Linked DNA regions of Mus musculus: all the other regions are linked to region 3. Evidence: chromatin loops called from intact Hi-C (ENCODE). Cell type or tissue: left cerebral cortex. All regions are shown on one strand. Region 1 has its middle 56 kb from the start of B3gat2. Region 2 overlaps B3gat2 (beta-1,3-glucuronyltransferase 2 (glucuronosyltransferase S)). Region 3 overlaps Fam135a (family with sequence similarity 135, member A).

Region 1 (5,000 bases), 330 kb before region 3:
TCACAATAGCCAGGAAATGGAAACGGTCTAAGTAAGTATCTATCAACTGAGTAACCAATGGTGACAACGTGATACATTTACACAATGGAATTTTATTCATCTATTTTTTTAAAAAAGCAAATTTATTTATTTATTCACTCATAGGCAAGTGGATAGAGCTGGGGAGAATCACTCTGCGAGATAACCAGTTAGGGCTACTGTTGCTATGACGATGCACCATGATCTAAAGCAGCTTGGGAGGAAAGGTTCTGTTGGTTTACATATCCTGAATCGCAGTCCATTGAGGGAAGAAACTCTAACCAGGCAGGAGCCTGCAGGCAGGAGCTGATGCAGAAGCCATGGAGGGATGCTGCTTACCAGTTTGCTCCTCATAGTTTTCTCAGCCTGCTTTCTTATAAAACCCAGGACCACCATCCCACGGATAGCCCCACCCACATCAGTCTATAAGAAAATGCCCTACAGCCCCATTTTATGGAAGTATTTTTTTTTTCGATTGAGGTTCCTTCCTCTTACGTAACTCTAGATTATGTCAAGTTGGCATAAAACTAGACATGACATTACTTACATGTAAATGTCAGCTTTGAATCCTCAGACAAGTGTGTTTCATCCAAAAATACCCACAGAGATCATTTTACATTTAAAACTTTTTTAAACTATGCTGAGTTGTTGTTGATTGCTTGTTGATTTTTTTCTCCTAGCCCTTTCCAGTACACTAGGTAGACAAGATTATGACTGGGCATATAGCTCACTGATGAAATATTTAAGGAGCATAGATATGGGAAGACCCTTGGTTCAAGTCCCTGCAGGCAGGCAGGGCTGTTGTTTTTCTTATTCCTCCAGTTGACCAGATTCCAAGAAGATGTCATCCTTTTCCCATGGTCGATTGTTGACTAGCTAATCTTGTATGACAGAGTAGGAAATCCAGGCAGGCAGTATCCAACATCAATTCTGCCCTTGACTGGACCCCATAGAGTAAGCTTTCAGGGGCCTGGCCTTGCCTCAAAGCCTAAAGGACTGTATAGCCATTAATTTTAAATTGCTGGGTTAAAGGGTAATTTTCGTAAGAAAACCACACTGAAAGTCAACATAGTATCAGTAAAAATAAGCCCATTGAGACAAAATGAGGCAAGAAATCCAACAGCTGAGTGTTGTGTCTCTCTTCAGAAATATTCCTCAGGCCTTGCTGGTATTTTGATGTAACTTTAACAAGAATTTATATAAAATTAGAGAAACCTTGGTTCCAGGTTTTGGCAATGTGCTTGCATCAGTACCATATGAAACCAAGTATTTCCTAGAAACCAAAGGACAGCAACTGAATGTCTGTCCCCTTTTTAAATGTCTGGCTCTAGCAATCACTTGATAAACATCTGTCAATTATTGATTTCCTTCTTGGCTCCAATAATTACATTTTTAGTTAAACAAAAGAAGTCTCATGGTATATAAGTATGCAGCTTTCAAATGCTTCTTATGAGAAGAGAATTAATGACTCCCCTCATTTTGAACCACAGAATGCAAATGAGTTCCATCTTTTGTTTAAAATTCTTCAGTCTGCTCTAGCCATCCCTCTGAGAGCTCAGGGTCTCCCATCTTTTAATGATCTGCTTGCTGAAGCCAGGGACACAGTCGCTAGTGGTTAACTTCCCAGAACACCGATTGTTAGTAGTTACAATGGACACATCGCTCTCTGGCTGAGATGGCACTGGGAAATCGATAGCTCTTTGTTGATTAATAACTGATTTCCCCACTGAGCAAAATGTGCTGATCAATGCCTGCTCCTGTGGATTCGGCCTCTCTACCCTGCCTGCCCCAATCATAGACCTACTGACCACACCACAGAAGCAGTTCCAGTATTGGGTCCATGCTTCTTGTTGTCCGGAATGTATCCAGGGTACCCTACAGTGAGCAAGACAACTGGTTGGGCCATACCCCAGATTTGGCTTTCAAATGTTAGAGCCCGTTCTCTCTGCACCGCCCCCCTCTCCTGTCCACTAGATGGTGCTGTAAACCCGTGTTTGTAACACTTCACTGGGCTTGGGGAAAGATGGCTGAAAAAAAAAAAAAAGATAGGTCAGATGTTATAGAATGATTGAAATGGGCAATCCTTTACCCATTCTGCTCTGTGCACACATCTCAGCAGGCGCTTGAATAAATGGCTCATCCAAAAGAAGACACAGCTTTCCCATCTAGCTACTGTCCCTGGCGGCCTGGAGCATCCATGATTTCAAGACAAGCCCCTATTGGTACCTCTGTTTTAAATTAAAGCAGCTGTTTATCTGGTGAATAACAATAATATGCTGCCCCAATGGATAGACTCTATGAGATGGAGTAAGCCTGTGATCTCCCAAGAAACCACTCAGTAAAATCAGCAGCTTGTCATCTGCCCAGATTCATTAATTGTACTCCAATCCCAATACCCAAAATCAAGAGTGAGATGTTTGCCACTGAGGCTCTGTTCCGAGCCGTAACCTTCGAGGTTGAAGGTCAAAGTCATGGAAGAACCCTAATCACACAAGGAAACCTTCATGCTCCTTTCTAGTCATTTCTATAGGAATTCCACCGCTGGGGCTCCAAAGGAGGTATCCAGTCACTGTGGCTCCTAGGGAGAGAGATCTGAAGCCTCTTTGATAAGAAGGCTAATTCTCTTGTTCTGTTCTGGTTTGGTTTGTTTCCCTTTGTGGCACCAAGGTCCTCGCAGCAGTAACATAAATCAGACAGATTTGCCTTGGAGGCAGCCATCAGCCTCTTGTTCCTGTGACAAAATGGATTTAACCTCATTTGTGACCAACCACCCCCTTCTCACTGATTTTTGGATTGTTTGCTTAACTTGCTTTGGGAAGGAGTATCAATAATTCAGCATTAGCCAGTTGGCATGTCACCCTGACAGATGGAAACAGCGACAGTCCTATCGATTCACTCCCTCTTGGGGGCACTGGTGAATCCCACCCTACCCCCAACGCCAGGCCCTGTCTGTGGATTAGTGAGAGGAGGAAAAAATTATTCCAACACAGTCACTAAAGCCCGTCCAAAACCCCTGACTACAGCCAAATATGCAAATTTTCTGGGATGTTTTCACATCAGGGAAACAGGAGGAGTGAGGAAGGCAAGGAATAAGGCATTAGCAATTCACCTCAGTAAACTGAGCAACAGAGAAACAGGTAGGAGGTGACCCAGAAAATAGTTGAGCCAGGAATCAGCCTCCTGCTTTTGACATAACATCTCCGGTACCCCAGAAAGTGTGTGTGTGTGTGTGTGTGTGTGTGTGTGTGTGTGTGTGTGTGTGTGTATTTCTCTGAGTGTGTGTCTGTGTATCAGTGTATCTATGTATCCAAGTGTGTGTTTGTGTGTACAGTATGTGTGTGTGTACAATGTATATGTGTCTCTCTGTCTCTGTGTGGATGTGTGTGTCTGTATCTGTTTATATTGTGGTCTGTGTCTGTCTATTTGTCTGTGTGTATGTGTGTGCAAAGTAGGTGTGTGTGTATCTGTATATTCATATATGTGTGTCTGTGTATCAGTGTGTCTGTGTATCCGTGTGTGTGTGTGTACACAATGTATGTGTGTTCCTCTGTCTCTATGTAGATGTGTGTGTCTTTATCTGTTTATACGTGTGGTATGTGTTTATGTGTCTGTGTATATGTGTGTGTATACAATGTATGTGTGTTCCTCTGTCTCTATGTAGATGTGTGTGTCTTTATCTGTTTATACGTGTGGTATGTGTTTATGTGTCTGTGTATATGTGTGTGTGTGTGTGTATATATCTGTATATCCATATGTGTGTGTATGTGTATCTATGTATGTGTGTCTGTGTGTAACTGTATCCATATGTGTGTATATCTGTGTACCCATGTGTGTGTCTGTGCATCTGTGTATCCATATGTGTATGTGTGTGTGTATGTGTAGCTATTTGTGTATCCACACATGTGTAATGTGTATCTGTGGGGTGTGTCTGTGTATCTATGTGTGTGGGTTATGTATCCTTGTAGCCATATGTGTGTACACATATGTATGTGCATATGCTTGTCTGTGTATTATGTATGTGACAGAAGAAGCGATGGTGGGGAAAGGAGCTGAGAAAGCTAGAGAGTTAAATTGTGAGCCATGCTGAGTGAGATTATTGACTTTCTCTAGTGAGTCCTGTGTTTCTTGGCTGCTGCCTCTCAGAAGACTGAAGAACTGCAGATGCAGCCCAAGAATCCTAACTGGTGGTCACAGGCCTTAGTCAAAGGGCTTACATCACAGACCATTGGCCCATAGCTAAAACAAGCCAATTCCATTTTATGTTTCATCTGTCTTTGAATTCATAGAAACCAGAGCACTGCAAAGTCTGCAGGTTAGACGTTCAGCAAAATTGTTGACTAACGTCCAGCGCGTCTCCTTACCATTAAATTCCCAAACAAGTAAACAGCTGAATTTTGATACCCTAAAGTAGAAGAGCACGGGAATACAGTGACAAAGCAGAAATTCTGGAGAGCGGAAGTGCCCCTGGATTGCTGCATAGCCAGCAGAGGGAACATGGCTGCCGTCCATCTTGGCTTCCTCCAGTCAAACCCACCTGAAACCAGGAAAAACACACCTCCCTATTAAGAAGAGCTAAAGAAAAACCTGCCTTCTTAAATTGCAGGTCATGACTCTAAATGGAGTTGTTGAACTAAATGGGGCCATGGAAACTGGTAACAATAACAGGTTTCTGACCGCCACGCTGACTAAAACTAAGTCAGAATCAAACGCATGATGAATTGGAGATGTCTCTGGCAGTGGTCACGTGTGTGGCTCACAGCTCGTGTGCTGTACAGTGTGCACACCAGCACACCCTGCAGCCTGCGCGTCCTCAGCCTCAGCTCAGACTCCAGACGGTTATATGTTATACATTTCAATTTTTTCGCTGTACACGTTCATTTCTGCTAAACTACCAAATGCAGAGACAATATCTTCCTATTGTCATTCCGCATCATTTAACTATTAGCATAAATTTGGATTGTATTAGCATGTTTGAGTTTTAA
Region 2 (5,000 bases), 210 kb before region 3:
AGGGGTCAAACCATGAGGACTTAGTGACGATGCAGTACAATGCCCTGTGCTTAGTGGAGAGTCTGAAATGCTTCAAATAGGCAACTTGTGTTATTAGACATATATTTGCAGCCACATCAGCAGATACAGTGTGAATGATGGCTGTGGCTGATGACTCTGCAGCTCTCTGGGTAGGAGAGAGATGAGGACAGGGTAGGAGGTAAGAGGTGAGAGGTGGCCTTCAATACCCAGTCACCAGGGACATAACATCCTAAGGAGCCATTTCATTTTACTGTCATAAATCAGCAGACATGTAGCTTGTAGCACTTTTTCTGTATGTGTCCCAGTGGTAACTGATGTGTTAAACTGAAGTTTGCTTTAGCTTTAATTGATGTGGTTTGTATTATCTTTTAAGTTGCAATTTTTTATTGTTTGGGGTGGGGTTGTTTTGTTTGTTTGTTGAGATGTTTGTTTTGTACACCTTGGCTAAGAGCCATCTGGGATCAAATGGCCACCAAAGCCAGAGGAGCAATCGCACCAAGACATTTACTTGCTTTCTGTGTAAAATGGTTGCAAGAATATACGATGGCTTCCTTGTTCCTTTGGGGCCATTTGTCATCCAAGCATGCTGTTTTCCATGCATGAAAGCCCGGTAAGGTTTAGAAAGTCCCAGAATGTCCACAGAGTGGCTTTATGTGTGTTGTGGTGTCTACTAGCCCAGGCTTTGGTCTTGGGTTGGTGTGAAGTGGCTGTCACTGGAGTTGTGTGTGTGGGGGGGGGGGGTCTCTAGGAGAAAACTTCAGCGCAGAGCAGGGTAGCGGCAAAGTGTTCCTGTGATCGGCAACCTGCTGCTTGTTTCTTGCCCATTTGCAGCTAAGATGCTCTATAGAGATGTTCACAGGGAACTTCAGCTCCCAGGGCACTTCAGTCATGACTGTGTGGAGTAAAAATGGGTACCCAGCTCCGTGCAACTGGGCGCTCACAATCAGAGAAACTCTCTGGTGCAGCTGGTGAGGGGGCAGGGCAAGGCAGTAGAGGAGGGGCAGGGAGCAGGTTCCAGAGTGCATGTACCACTTCAATTCCAGCTGCTCTGTTTATATAGTAGAAGATCAGAAGATCCCTCGAGGTATTGATACAATAAACCATTTCTTCAAAACTAAGGATACGGGAAACCTATATTTTCCTTATGTCTTTGAAATCCAGCCAACTCAATAATTACATGTTACTTGCTTAACATTTAGCAGGCATTCATCGGTCCCTGTGTGCATCCTCACTTTTAATCCACTCAACAGTTTGCTACTCGTCTTCCTCATTTCAGCACACAGACCTAATACTTAAACGTGATCGGTAACTTGTATGGGGATTAAGCGATTAAGAGCTGGGAATTAGTTATGTCCTTGTGGCTACAGAGGCAGCCTTCCCACTTTGTTTCAAATCCCATATCTCTGCTTACAGCCATAGGACCCCAGTCTTTGATGTCTGGGCCTCCATCTTCTTTCTCTGCAGAGCAGAGAAAATGAAATTCTTAAGGTGTAGCATACAAGCACCCAGCAGAACACTGTAAATACTCAAAGGCTGTAATGTGTCTTAACCAAGAAAGATGAATGTGACTCAGAGGTCACCTGATTTTAGATGAATCTGGTTAGCGCTTTGATTAATACAGCAGTCGGATCCATGCAGGCAGCCGTGGATAGGTGGGTCACTGACCTCCAGGTCCCACTTGGACATCAGCAGGCAGCACATGGTAAAGATCTAACCCAGAAACACAGTCTGCTTCCTGATCTATCGATGAGGGTCATACCACCTGCCCTCTGGGTGATGGGAAGTTCAGATGAGAATGTGTGCTCAGATGTGCCTGCTGTTATGTGAATGTTGGAACCTATACCTGCATTTGGCTATTTCAATTCAGTCCAAAGTTGGTAACTTCAGAGCACGCAAACTCCACTTTAGACCTCATTTTTCTGCTGGCTGGTGGATCTTGCTCACTACCATTCTTGCTCAGCATGCAGACTGGCACGCTGAGGTAAATGTTGGCCCCAGCTTTTAGATGAAACACCCCAAGAAGAGAGTGATCAATGAGAGAAGAGACCCATAAAAGATCATTAAAGAGCTGTTCAGAAGCACGTATGTGTTCATTTTTATAATTTCCCAGCTGAGTAAGCCAACCAAGCAAAAGCACCCAAGCTTGCAAAAGCAAAGGCCATTTGTAACATTTAGATCCATAAGATGGCTGTCTGATGCCACTGCCCCTGTGAATGGTTGGTGGAATCCAGCTGCCCCTGTGATTGGTCGGCGGAATCCAGCTGCCCCTGTGAATGGTTGGTGGAATCCAGCTGCCCCAGTGATTGGTCGACGGAATCCAGGCATACCTTTGGTTGCTGGATGTACTCATAACCTGTGGGGAAAGAGTTAAAAGAATTCTCCCTCTTTTTATTTTTTTTTCTTTCTACTGAGTCACAGGAAGAAATGTTGATCACTCTGTCACCCTCATTTTACAGAGAACATCTGCAGATACAACTCAGATCTGTTAAAGAGGTATAGCAATTATTCATGTAAATAATTAGAATTAAGATGTTCTCTCTGGTTAAACCAAGAGCTGGCACGGATGCCAGCTTTTCTTTGGAACATGGATTGGCTGCTGTGGCTACCATGCTTCTCTCTGCACTGGCTTATGAAGTTAAATTTAGGCAATGATCTCTTGGCTCCCAGACCACCCAGACACCCTGGTCCCTCATTCTAAGCACAGTAGACACCACCAACTACCAGGGTCAGCCATTGCTGCCCTTTGTTACTGGATGGCCCGGTCATCGAGAGTGGCATGCGCTACCCTCAGCCCAAGGGTAGGATGTCTCCTTGCCTTCCTGTATTTGCCGGCCAATTTCTAGTTCCTTGTACAAGGCTCATCGTGGATGCAGTAATGGCTTTCTCTGGGTGATTTTTCTTGATCTTAGCCTCTGGAATCCTACATTTATTTATGTGTCCACAAGGTGGCGCACATGTCACTGTTCTCCTGACCTCAGCTAGGAAGGGCCCCAGCCTCTACTCCGTGTCTCCCTCCAGGTGAAGCTTCTGTTCCTGGAAGTAGCAGTTGAAGTGTTTACTGAATTCATTAATTTTAACTTTTCTCCCTTCTCCGCTCTAAGGAGTTTATCAAAATGAAGAGTTAATGCCCTGTTATTGGTTCTGAGACAACACTGCCACTGTTTCCTTACAAGGAAATTTAAACAGCAAAGATGCTGAGCTCGACTGCAGAACGCACCGAGCATAGTCTGGTCCACGGGTCCTCATTGGGCTACACATCAAAATCACCAATATGCTCGCCTCTCATTGGTTAGGGGAGGAGCCAGGTGCTGGTGTGGGAGCTGGTGTTTTGTTGTTGTTGGTGGTGGTGGTGGTTTTTATTGTTGTTGTTGTTTTTGTTTTTTGGGGTTTTTTTATTTTGTTTTGTTTTATTGTCTTGAGGTAGTTATGGGATGGCACCTGGGGTAAGAAGGGGACGAATAGGTGACCGGGAGCTATAACTATGTTTCTCTCCTGTTATTCATAACTTGTTCTGGGGTTACAGCCACACCTGATGCTGCCCAGGCCCTGCCCGAGTCATTCTGAGGGTGTCAGGCAGGAAGGCCTCATTACCAAGTCTGGGGTGCACAGTGGAGTTATTGATGCAAACCTCCCTTTACTGGACCAGCAAAAGGGGAACTGAGGCGATCTCCACTTAAGCTGTTGGTTGGCTTCTCAGTAATTAGGCTAACATGGCTCCTCTCCAGCGCCTGTCTCCATTGAGAATATACAAGGATCCATTTGAAATATGTATGATTTTTTTTTAATTGGCACAGAATTATGTGTATTTGTGGGGTAAGGTGCCATATATGTCAAATGCATCACAGCTAAGTCAGAGTAATTAGCATATTCATCCCTTGGGATGAATTTGTGGTGGGATGTGGTGGTCTGAATGAGAGGACCCCCATAGTATAGTCTTGGGCATCTGAATGCTTGAATCTCCAGTTAGTTGCACTGTTTAGGGAAGAATTGGAGGTGTGGCTTTAGGAGATGTGAATCATTGACAGGCACATTTTGAAGTTTCAAAGCGACTGCGTAACAATCCCAGTGTCCCTCTGTGCTTCCTACATACAGCTTCCTCTCACGGTTTGAGCTGTGAGCTCTGAGCTGCTATGGTGCCACACCTACCACCTGCTCCCATATTTCCCTGCCATGGTGGATACTAATCCTTTGGGACCATAAGCCCAAGTAAACTCTTTCTTCTGTAGGTGCCTTGGTCATAGTGTTTTATCATAGTAATAAAAAAAAGTGCCTAATATGGACAGGATTTCCCTGGTGACTGTACACTATACTATTGTTAGCCAGAGTCCCCCTTCCTGTGCTGTACAATAGTGGAACTTACTCATCCCGACAGTAATTCTGTGGCCATTAACCAACCTGCCTCCCCCTCTCATACACACACACACACACACACACACACATACACACACACACACACACACACACACACACACACACACACACACACATACTGCTCTCTCCTTGTGTATCTTCAGTGGAATTTTTTTTTTTTTTTTTTTTTTTTTGGTTTTTCTCTGTATAGCCCTGGTTGTCCTGGAACTCTCTTTGTAGACCAGGCAGGCCTCGAACTCAGAAATCCGCCTGCCTCTGCCTCCCGAGTGCTGGGATTAAAGGCGTGCGCCACCACGCCAGGCTTCAGTGGGATTCTTGAGGCTGTGAAATCATAAAACAAGAGCTGGCAGCTATGGTGAAACATCACTTAGAGACTAGACAAGGATGCCCCAAGGGTACTGAGTATCCAACCCAAGGTCTCTGCATGCCAGCCGGGAAGCAAGGGATCTTGTACAGCAAGATCAACAGCAGGAAGTCTGAACAGTCCCACGTGAGGCGGCCTCGGCACAGTGGCTCCAGGAATATGGGGCTGCCAGGAAGGGTTCCCTACTCAAGAGTGGATGGAACGCTACCACTGGGGAGTCTACAGAATGGCAGCCAAACAACAG
Region 3 (5,000 bases):
TTCTGACCTGAGAAAGGAGAAGCAGAAGTTGGCAGCATGGGCAGAACAGAGGCCCATGGTACTATCAAAGGTGTGGCAAAGCTTACATCAAGGGACACAGTGCTAGTCCATTATGCTAGTCCATTATGCTTTTATTTGATCAGAAAGGGACTTTCAAAAGGTAATTCCTAGGATTAAACCTAATACGATTGGATTTCTAAATCTGAAATGCCTTCATTTTCTTCTGCTTTAAACACTATCCAGTCTGTTATTAATTATGTCTAAGATATCATATGTAAAAGGATATAAAATAGAATTAGCTGCATTTTGAATTTGTGCTACTTACTGGAGTTCTTGGTATGCAATGGCAGCTTCTCTTGGATGTTCAAAACAAAAGAACGCCTCCGAAAATCTGCGAACCTACAGAATTTAAAAAAGGAGCATTGATCACGTGGCGGCTCACATCAGTCCAGCACAGAATCCAGGTGGAGATGCCGACTCCACCAGGCACCCAAAGCCAGGCCTGTGAGGACTCAACTTCTTCCCTTCAGTGCTAAATCACTGCACTTCTAGGTTGTGTGGACTAAAGAAACAGAACTGAGTGAGAGAAGTTAACATTTTGTATCCCACTTCTCCTCCATGGTTCTTGTTCTGTTTGCTTCCTGACACATGGGGGACGGACCATGTCTGCTCCGACAGACACTGATGTATGCTGACCATGAACTGACTGACCTATTAGCACTGGGACTTTGGGCAGTTGACTTCTGAGCTTCAGGTGATGCACTTTGAAATAACAATCAATACCTGCTGTGCACATGGCACCCTGAAGAACAAAGACTATGTGCCCAGGAGTTTCGATGTGGACAGTCTATAAGCACATGCTTCTGTCTAGCACTCACTCATCCTGCCTTAACACGACTATGCACAGATCACATCCTTCTCTAGTAATATGGTGTTCTTTACAGGAGGAACTCTGTTTTATACTTTGCTTTTTCAGATGGGGTCTAACTGTTTAGGTCTGTTTAGCCTGGGTCTTGCACTGTAGACCAGGCTGGCCTTGAACTCACTGAGATCTACTTGCCTGGGCTTCCCCAGTGCTAGGATTAAAGGTGTGCACCGTGATGGCTTCTGTGCCCACTAAGAACACATTTTGGCATGCTATAGAAGAATGTACTTCGTAAATATATACTGAATTTGCTATTTCCTCCATTGTGTTTGTATTTTGACATTTATTTTTAATTATAAAAGGGGAGGGTTTTTGTTTGTTTGTTTTTTGGTACTAGAGTACTTACTAGTAAGCCAATTAAGAGGGGAAGATATCTTACTTGGGTACACAGAGGGAAGAGAAATATTCACATGTTCAAATCATATTATACTAAGGACTTTTTGGTGTGTGTGTACACATTCATTTGGTGACTATAAAGTATAAATGTCTATTTTTATTACATTAGGTGCACATTATATTTCTTTAATAATACCCACCCTTTCCCTTATGTCCTTTCTGTCTCCTTTGGCGGTTCCTCAGAGGACATTCCTTTCCTTTAGCTTCCATTGGACTTCTAGAGTCAGTGAGCTGCTTCCTTTCTCTCCTTAGCAGCCCTGATTCCTGCAGTAAGCCTGTGTTGAGGCTGATGTAAACCTTAGCATGCTACGGGGGAGGTATCTTCCTTTAGTACTTGAGAAATCTACTGCAAAAAGAGCCAAGGAAGTGATAAGCCTGGCCTTTCAAGTACACATTTGGGAAACTCCAAAACTGTGCTCTAAAGGTCTTAGCTTTTTGCCTTTTTACACCAAGGCTTGTTGCAGAAATACTTCCTTGCCTTATGTACTCAAATGAAGTTCTTTTCCCAGATTCTCTGAGTTATATTAGCACACTAAGATAACATGCAATGAATGAGTCTATTGTGTCATGGTAACTGTGGTATGACTGCCACCTGATGGCAACACATAATATTAAAATTTGTTAGGTTTGCAAATTTAAATTGAAGGGATACCACACCTCCCTATATCATTGCTTTGTTACAGCTGCTTATAAAGGTGAGTTTGGTTGTATACTCTAATTTAAAAATAATCAATATCACAACTATTCAAACTTGAACAAATAGAAAAAAAGCTGAACTTTTGCTTTAAAGAGCTCACTGTTCTTTTCTGGGTTCACTCTACTATTTTGTTCAAATTGTTAAGAGTATTTGTTACACTAATTCTACATGCCTAACCCTGGATGTGCAGCGTCTCCATGTCACAGATCATAATTGTTATAGTAACCTGAAAAGTGAAGGCACCTGACAAATGTTTGATTGCATGTCCTTTGCTCTTTGTGTTACCGTAATGCTTTAGTACACAAACTATCTCACATTTAATAACAGATACAATTCTAACTTACTTAAATGAATTGATTTCTCTATCCACATCTCTTCCAAAGGAGCAAATTTAAAAAGTAAAACTTTATTTTTGTACATGTGATAGGCCATTTTATTTTACCTATCTTTATTGAAACTTTCTAGGCCTTTCTGCTCTTCCTGGTGCTGGAATCTGAACCCAGCACACATGTGAGGCAGTGCCTACCCAAGGAGCTCCATTCCTTGCTCAGCATTTTCTGATTCTATGGAGTGATATCTGAATTATGGCATCACACATTTAAAATACATTTTGATGAATTCACATGAGAGCATCACTGTACTAAGGACAATATCCGTCAAAGAGAACATGATGATTTGCAGCGACAACAGCATATAACTAGTCAGACAACACTGTGAGAAGCAAAGCTTGCGTGCTTTCTCTTTCCTTTTTTGAGACTGGGTCTTATTCTGTAACCTTGCACTTGCTTTGTACTTCATGTTGATCAAAAGCTCATGGCAAGCCTGACTCTGTTATCCAGGCGCATGGATAACAGACATGAACTACCATGCCCAGCTATAATAACCTGATATAGAATATCCACCTCAGGCATGGCAGCACACGCCTTTACTTCCAGTATTGAGAGGCAGAAGTGGATCTCTGTGAGTACAAGGCCAGCATGATCTACATGCTGAGTTCCAGGACAGCTAGAGCAGCATAGGAAGACTGTCTCAAAAAAAGAAAAAGAAAGACGATACAAAAAACTGACTAATCCAACTAGCTAGCTAATCCCCTTCCAAAAATTCTTGTAAGTAAAGGATAAAAAAAGAAATACTAATAAAAAAATACAACTTGGGACCTTTTAACATAGGAACTAATATTCCAATAATTTTGGAAGAATAGGATGCTTGTATGTTCAGGTTGAGTTTATCTAAACTTTGTAATAATTCTATCATTAGGAAAGGGCTAAATTACAGGTATTACTCTAAAGAAAGTAGAAAATCATGAATTACATAAATTTTCCAAGTAAAAGTTAAAATAATTTAAAAGAAAAAAATGCCTTAGAAAGTACGTTATTGGCAATTAAAGTTTACTTTGGACAGCTATATTCAGGAAAATGCTATGTATGTTTTTGAATGCTTACATATAAAAGTTATTTATAATTACAGTAAAAGCCAAAGTCTGTTCAAACCTTGTAAAAAATAAAACAAAAACTATTTAGAAAATATTCCTTAATAACTTAACATTCATAGTCACAGTTGTATTAAAAGAATATTAAATAGTTTTAGAGAGTAGTATATCTTTAAAAATGCAAGACAAACTTTTTACATCACTGTAAAAATGTCAATGTGGCTATTTCAAACTCTTCCTAGGACATAAATTGTACCTACACTGTTAAAATATTAATTCGTTCATTCATTCATTCATTCATTCATTCATTCATTCATTTTTGGTGTCTTGGGTCAAACTCAGAGCCTTGTACAAGCTAGGCAAGTGACTTACCACTTAGTTGTAATATCAAACAGCCAACATTAAAAAAAAAAATCTTAAACCTTAGTTAATGCTTCTCATAGTTCCCTGGCCCACTGGTCTTACTGGATGCAGTATCTACACATTAGAATGAGGGACATTTAATTTGGTAGTTTAAAGTGCCAATGTATTACCTCACTCACACAATATGTACTCACTGATAAGTGGATATTAGCCCAAAACCTAGGATACCCAAGATATAAGATACAATTTCCTAAACACATGAAACTCAAGAAAAATGAAGACTGAAGTGTGGACACTATGCCCCTCCTTAGAAGTGGGAACAAAACACCCTTGGAAGGAGTTACAGAGACAAAGTTTGGAGCTGAGATGAAAGGATGGACCATGTAGAGACTGCCTTATCCAGGGATCCACCCCATAATCAGCATCCAAACGCTGACACCATTGCATACACTAGCAAGATTTTATCGAAAGGACCCAGATGTAGCTGTCTCTTGTGAGACTATGCCGGGGCCTAGCAAACACAGAAGTGGGTGCTCACAGTCAGCTAATGGATGGATCACAGGGCTCCCAATGGAGGAGCTAGAGAAAGTACCCAAGGAGCTAAAGGGATCTGCAACCCTATAGGTGGATCAACATTATGAACTAACCAGTACCCCGGAGCTCTTGACTCTAGCTGCATGTGTATCAAAAGATGGCCTAGTCGGCCATCACTGGAAAGAGAGGCCCATTGGACACACAAACTTTATATGCCCCAGAACAGGGGAACGCCAGGGCCAAAAAGGGGGAGTGGGCGGGTAGGGGAGTGGGGGTGGGTGGGTATGGGGGACTTTTGGTATAGCATTGGAAATGTAAATGAGCTAAATACCTAATAAAAAATGGAAAAAAAAAAATAAAGTGCCAATGTAAAACTGTGCTTTCCCCAGTCAGAACTGCACTCAAAGGAGGTCATGCCAAAGTTTAGCTCCCACTCTTCCTACAAGAATGGTGCTAATTTAGGCAACAGTAGAACTGATAATAACTTGGCAAATTTAAAAAAAATTTACCTAAGTCTGGACCTCAATCATTATTTTATGTTTTTTTTTTAAATGTTTCTTAGCTAGGTTTGAAAATTTGTTTTAATTTCTACTTTAATTTCATTACTGAGAAACTGATACAGAACCCATAATATAATTAAAATAAACAACAAAACT

The links. A loop is a pair of places that touch in the nucleus more often than their neighbours do. Peaks named below come from ENCODE experiments on the same cell type or tissue, not always from the same donor. Only the 100,000 strongest peaks of a DNase experiment are listed, where the experiment ranks them.
Region 1: it touches region 3 in a loop (4-fold over the local background); 8 of 42 quality-filtered maps call a loop at or near these places.
Region 2: it touches region 3 in a loop (8-fold over the local background); 25 of 42 quality-filtered maps call a loop at or near these places.

The regions. Positions count from the first base shown.
Region 1 is chr1:23,703,731-23,708,730 of GRCm38, forward strand. No RefSeq gene overlaps it. Among named protein-coding and RNA genes, the nearest start is that of B3gat2, 56 kb to the right of the region's middle. In left cerebral cortex, a CTCF peak has its summit at 1,986 (motif pointing right); a DNase peak (open chromatin) is centred at 1,981.
Region 2 is chr1:23,824,304-23,829,303 of GRCm38, forward strand. The region is part of intron 2 of B3gat2 (beta-1,3-glucuronyltransferase 2 (glucuronosyltransferase S)); the gene reads left to right. Among named protein-coding and RNA genes, the nearest start is that of B3gat2, 65 kb to the left of the region's middle. In left cerebral cortex, a CTCF peak has its summit at 2,969 (motif pointing right); a DNase peak (open chromatin) is centred at 2,964.
Region 3 is chr1:24,032,338-24,037,337 of GRCm38, forward strand. It overlaps Fam135a (family with sequence similarity 135, member A), which reads right to left. Exons shown (of 21, transcript NM_026604.4): 12 at 326-399. Among named protein-coding and RNA genes, the nearest start is that of Sdhaf4, 29 kb to the left of the region's middle. In left cerebral cortex, a CTCF peak has its summit at 1,907; DNase peaks (open chromatin) are centred at 1,669 and 1,856.